Regions from separate parts of the Homo sapiens genome. Here region 1 is linked to region 2. A link is an interaction called in ENCODE POLR2A ChIA-PET data of the cell type or tissue named here. Cell type or tissue: Panc1. All regions are shown on one strand. Links, peaks and the distances in the headings refer to the core of each region. The heading gives the core; the rest is flanking DNA. Region 1 overlaps ARHGEF12 (Rho guanine nucleotide exchange factor 12). Region 2 overlaps GRIK4 (glutamate ionotropic receptor kainate type subunit 4).

The links. Peaks named below come from ENCODE experiments on the same cell type or tissue, not always from the same donor. Only the 100,000 strongest peaks of a DNase experiment are listed, where the experiment ranks them.
Region 1: POLR2A ChIA-PET joins it to region 2 with 8 read pairs; 2 of 35 experiments call an interaction of 5 or more read pairs at or near these places.

What each region holds. Positions count from the first base shown.
Region 1 is chr11:120,409,749-120,412,668 of GRCh38, reverse strand. All of the region lies in intron 4 of ARHGEF12 (Rho guanine nucleotide exchange factor 12), which reads right to left. Among named protein-coding and RNA genes, the nearest start is that of ARHGEF12, 75 kb to the right of the region's middle. In Panc1, for the core only: no CTCF peak of the experiment used is centred there; no DNase peak of the experiment used is centred there; H3K27ac peaks cover 1,211 bases.
Region 2 is chr11:120,567,679-120,570,598 of GRCh38, reverse strand. The region is part of intron 1 of GRIK4 (glutamate ionotropic receptor kainate type subunit 4); the gene reads right to left. Among named protein-coding and RNA genes, the nearest start is that of GRIK4, 57 kb to the right of the region's middle. In Panc1, for the core only: no CTCF peak of the experiment used is centred there; no DNase peak of the experiment used is centred there.

The DNA of each region.
Region 1 (2,920 bases), core at 354-2,853, 160 kb after region 2:
AAGATTGGGGACAGAAACTTGGGTCATGCCTACATGTATAAAACAGGAGGGAAAAAACAATCAAATAAAGAGAGACAAAATAATTACAAAGAATAAAGAACCAGGTTGATGTAATATCATAGAAACTAAAGAAAGGGCATTGGCAAACACGGAGGAAAGGCCATGTGAGACAAACAGCAAGAAGGCAGCCATCTGCAAGCCAGCAAGGGAATCTTCTGACCTGATCACACTGACATCCTGATCTTGATCTTCTAACCTCCAGAACTGTGAGAAAATAAGTTTCTATTGCTTAAACCAAGCAGTCTATGGTATTTTGTTACAGTGGCCTGAACACACTAAGACAGCTTTAAAAAGACATAACTTATTTTCTTGAACCAAATACTGTTAGCAGGAATCTGTTCAGACACCATGACAGCGGTTAAGCAGCAGCTATGGTCTAACTCAGAATTCCCTTGCTGAATCTCTCATTTCCTACAGTAACCCACAAAAGTATTAATAAAATTAAGTATTATTAAAATTGTAGATCAGAAAACGCATCCATACACGTTTAATAGACTCTAACAGGTAGAAAGGGACAAATAAGGGGAAATGGAATAAATAACCAACTGACCGCACTGGGCAGAAATGTAACAAAAAAAGTCAATACAAAGCAAACACTTGGTTTCCTTTTAAGATGCACAAAGTAAATCTAGTTCACAAAGTAGCTCTAAAAATGGCTAAGAAGCCAGGTGCGGTGGCTTATGCCTTTAATCCCAGCATTTTGGGAGGACTGCTTGAGCTCAGGAGACAGAGATCAGCCTGGGCAACATGGCGAGACTTTGTCTCTACTATTTCTTTCTTTTTTTTTTTTCCCCTGGCAAATCATTCCTTCAACAACCTCATCTCTATTAAAAAAACAAACAAACAAACAAAACAGCTGGGTGCAGTGGTGTGCACCTGTAGTCCCAGCTACTTTGGAGTCTTAGGTAGGAGGATCACTTGAGCCCAGGAGGTTGAGGCTGCAGTGAGTCATGATCCCGCCATTATACTCCATCCTGGGCCACACAGCGAGATCTTGTCTCAAAAAAAAAAAAAAAAAAAAAAAAAAGCCAAGAAAGTTTAAAATAAATAATATGTGAGTAACTAGCATTTTTGTTAAGTACTCAGCTAATGAATTTTACCCCGAGAAAGCAATGTATAATCTCTAAAGTTTGAAGTGGGCTTATAATAAGACCCTACACTAAAGCAGAATGTCACCAGTTGCTATGATTCTACTCAGTAGTTTCAAGCTTTTCTGAATCCCCAGAGAGACTTTTTCATCTATGCTAACTGTACGTAATCTAAAGACGTCTATTCACACAGGTGATAAAATATTTGTAATGTCAAAGAGATTTACGTTAGCATGCTAATTCTGTTCTAATCAACTCATCCCTCCGATGAGTGCTTTTTGAGGACTTGTGGACTCAGTTCCTTCCAAAAAAGGTATTTCAAGGGTTCTCAAAAAACAAACACACAGAGAAGCCACACCTTACTTCCCAATTACCACTTAAAATGTTTCTATCACTACCAAGCCAATGGCATGCCTGAACTAGTATTAATGTTTCTATCACTGCTAAGAAAAATATTAGTATAGTATTTCTAGTCAGAGGTTCCTAAATTGTTAGTCTTCATCCAAAGCATACAACAAGCTTCTAAATACACATCGCAGATCTAGGAAAATGGAGAGGAAGACGAAATAGAACACTGCAAAGGCTACCGAAAAAGAATAGAGCTATAAAGATAATGTTCATGTTCCTAAGGAGAGGATAAACTATAGAAAGCTCTTTATATAGAACAGAAATATAGTCTCCAGGAATTAGGTAGTTCTTACTTATCAGTAGCCAAAATACTCTGGAAGGAAGAAAAAGCGTAAACTTGATGTGTCACAAGGCACAGTATACATTTACTGCTGAACTACTGTAAAAGGTATACACAGAAAAAGCACTGGTCACAAAAACCCAAGTAAAGAACTATGTGTATATATCTAACATAGAAGAATTAACTGGTTTAGAACCAAACACTGAGCTTTCATAATACTAAAAAGTATCTGATATGGGCTCAAGTGCCAGCAGATGTGAATTATCAAATGTCTTAAAAAGGGGAGGGCAATTCCTGTATTTTTTCCTCTCCTATATATCAAGCTAGGAAACATCTATCTGCACCTGGGGGAGCTTCTGCTCTATAGATTTGTGGCTCTATTAAAGATGACCTGATTTCCCTTCGAGGCCAAATTTGGAATCTTCCTAAAAAAAGAAATAATTTATCAGTCTTTCAGAAATTATTTTTAAAATCTTAGCTCCAGGTAATTCCTCTCTTATTCACTTTTCTCAAAAAACAAAAAACCAAAAAAAAAAAAACCCCAAAACAAAACCCTAATCAGACTCCAAAAGAAGGAAAGAGGGCAAATAAAACTGCAAAGGAAAAGGAAAAATAGGTATGAACTTCACAAACATGGTTATTGTATCTTTGGAAGACAGGACACAGTCTAGAAATATTAGCATTTCAATCATCTGCTGCAAAAGTTGACCACTCAGGTTAAACTTGCTCTTTGTTAAGATTATTTAAAAGGTACCATTCTGAAATTTTCCCATTCCGATTAAGCTTCAGAGAAACTTCTCAAAGGCACAAATTCTTCAAGCTATGAAGATAAAATACTTACGTATTTTTGCCATCGTGGATAAATTATACAAGAATGACTTTTCCACATGACGAGGCAATTAAAAATAAACAAACAAAAAATGAAATAAAAATTCCAAAGAACTGCTAATACGTCTAAATTACACCAGTATTATACTTAGAGGAAAAGACTTAATTCCTCAAATTCTTCATAATCCAAACTCTGCAAATGAGATGTGGGAAGAAGATGACAAGAATTCAAAGCCCATTCATGTTATTTGGAGGA
Region 2 (2,920 bases), core at 332-2,831:
TGTAGTCCCAGCTACTCGGGAGGCTGAGGTGGGGTGATGATCCCTTGAGCCCAGGAGGTTGAGGCTACAGTGAACCGCGATGATGCCACTGCACTCCAGCCTGGGTGACAGAGTGAGCCACCCTCTTAAAAAGCAAAAGCAGAAAGTCAACTGATAATGTATGCAATCGATACATTAAAATATAGCAATGCACACATATTTAGAACTATAGAGATGTGGAAATCTCAGAAAAAAGCAGCTAAACAGTTGAAAGCCATTATTTCAAAAAAGGGAGGTTGAGGGACAGGAAGGGTGGGACAGAGAAATACTGAATATTGTTATAAGCCTTTTAAAATATGATTTGACTTATAAACTATGAGTAATTATCACAATAGCTTTTTAAAATCCCCAACCCCTGATCCTCTGTGGTTGGCAGTAGAGCGAGGTTCCCCACGAGACAAGCTGCAGCCTTTTCGACCTTGATCCCTGTCGCCTAAGCTTCATCTCGCCCTGGCGGTCTCTCACTCTTTATTGTTGCCACCAACAGGAGGGGCTCCCGGAGCAGCCAACACCATTTTCATGTAACTCTGCTATGGAGAGTTCTATGTAACTCCTTTGCTATGGAAATGGGTCCTGGCCTTAATCCCAAAAAGCACAACTAATGAGACTAGAATGATTAAATAAGACTTTCTAACAGCCTGGAAATACAAATGGGAAAGGAACAAGAGGCATACACATCTAGCAGATGTGGTCTTTGGGAGTATGGGAGATTAGACCCTCCCTCAGGTTCCCAGTTTACCCTACCTAGCTCCCCACCCACCACATAGGGGCTACCACTGTTCCCTACACCCAGCCTCCTCCAAGTCTGTATTTGCAAGAGCAGAGTCCAGAATTTCTCCTCTGCCACTGTGGAGTCCCTCTTGCCACTCCTGTTCCCTGGCTAATGACCCTACCCTTCTCCCCAAAGTCACTCTACGCATCACTACTCTTTAGGGAAGCTACTCTTCCCTCTCTCAAATTATAATTCAACAACAACAAAAAAATCCCTGACATTCACAAGGGAATACCCATATATAGAAATGGGGGCATGAGAGAAGGGGAGCTTCTTAATTTTGGACAAAGCAGTAAACATCTTGAAGCCTTAGTTTTCTGACCTGTAAAATGGGGATGATAGTATCTGTTCCAGTCCAAGAGTGGTTATCAGGATCAAGTCAGATAATGGATGGAAGGCAGCTTTATAAACTAGAAAGTCCCTTATGAATGTGAATTATTAGTATTATCATCATTGGTCATAGTAATTTTCTAAATTAGCAGACCATAAAGAGATCCTTGAGTGGTGGGGACCAATGCACCCAAGTTCAAAGCCTCCATTGCAAGTAGCCCTTTCCCATATTAACCATGGGGCGGGGCGTGCCTGGTAGGTCTATTATCCAGCTTGTAGCACTGCCAGTTGCCCCGCCTGGAGCTGCAGATGCCCCGGGCATAGACCTTGGTGCCTCAAGCAAATGGCTCTAAGCACCTGTGCCACTTCCCCTTCATAAAATCAAATCGCTCACTAATGCTCCTCAGCTCCTTTCATCCAAATGGCAACAGCCGTTGTTCTTATTGGATTGTAGATGAATCACTTGAAAAATATTTTGGGGCACATTAGAGAGGCTTAACATAAAAGTACCTGAAAAATGGTTCTGTTTTGTTTTCCACTTTGCAAACCCAAACTGGAGCCTGGGGTTGTATTACATATTTTTGTCTTCTTTTTTTAACAGAAGGGCTTTGCTCATTTCCTCTCCATGCTGGGAAAAGGGACACGTTAATTACTGCTGGGTGGGGAGCAAACCTCTCTGAGGGTCTAACTCCATCTTTGGCAAGAAGGATTGCACAAGAGGAGAGGTGAGACTTAAATGTCAGCCTTCACATCTCCAAAGAGTAACTGGAGGCCTGGCATGGTGACTTACACCTGTAATCCCAGCACTTTGGGGGGCCGAGGTAGGTGGATCACTTGAGGCCAGGAGTTCAAGACCAGCCTGGCTGACATGGTGAAACCCTGTCTCTACTAAAAATACAAAAATTAGCCAGGCATGGTGGTGTGCACTTATGGTCCCAGCTACCTGGGAGGCTGAAGCAGGGGAATCACTTGGACCTGGGAGGCAGAGGCTGCAGTGGGCCAAGATTATGCCACTGCACTCCAGCCTGGGCAACAGAGCAAGACTCTGTCTCAAAAAAAAAAAGAAAAGAAAAGAAAAGAATGCCTGGAAAGAAGGTGGTGTACATCTCCATCTCCACTGAGGACAGAACAGAAGAAAATGGAAGCAGTAAGAACTCAACTCAGGCAGGATACCAGGAGAAACTGTCTTATTATAAGGCAACATTTGACTGCATCCCCTTAAGAGGTTGTGAGTCTTTGCTGGAGAGTTGTTTGTTTTGTTTGTTTGTTTGTTTGTTTTTGAGGCAAGGACTTGTTCTGTCACCCAGGCTGGAGTACAGTGGTGCAATAATAGCTTACAGCATCCTTAAACTCCAGGGCTCAAGCAATCCTCCCGCCTCAACCTCCCAAGTAGCTGGGATTTTAGGCAGGCACCACCATGCCCAGCTAATTATTTTATTTTTTGTAGAGGCAGGGTCTTCCTGTTTCCCAGGCAGGTCTTGAACTCTTAGACTCAAGTGATCCTCCTGCCTCGGCCTCCCAAAGTGTTGGGATTATAGGCATGAGCCACCATGCCTGGCCTACTGTAGATTTTATGCTAGACAACTATCTTTATGGGATGTTTTTGGTCTGTACCTGCCTTGGAGAAGGGGAATAGAACATAAGACTTTTAAAAAGCCCAACACTGTCACATAAGACATACCTCCTGTTGACATCCCATACCCACTCACTACCTAGGGCCAGCCACAAGTGTCTGAGAAGGGAATGTGGGCTTCCCAGTGTAGCCAGGGATGTCTCTTT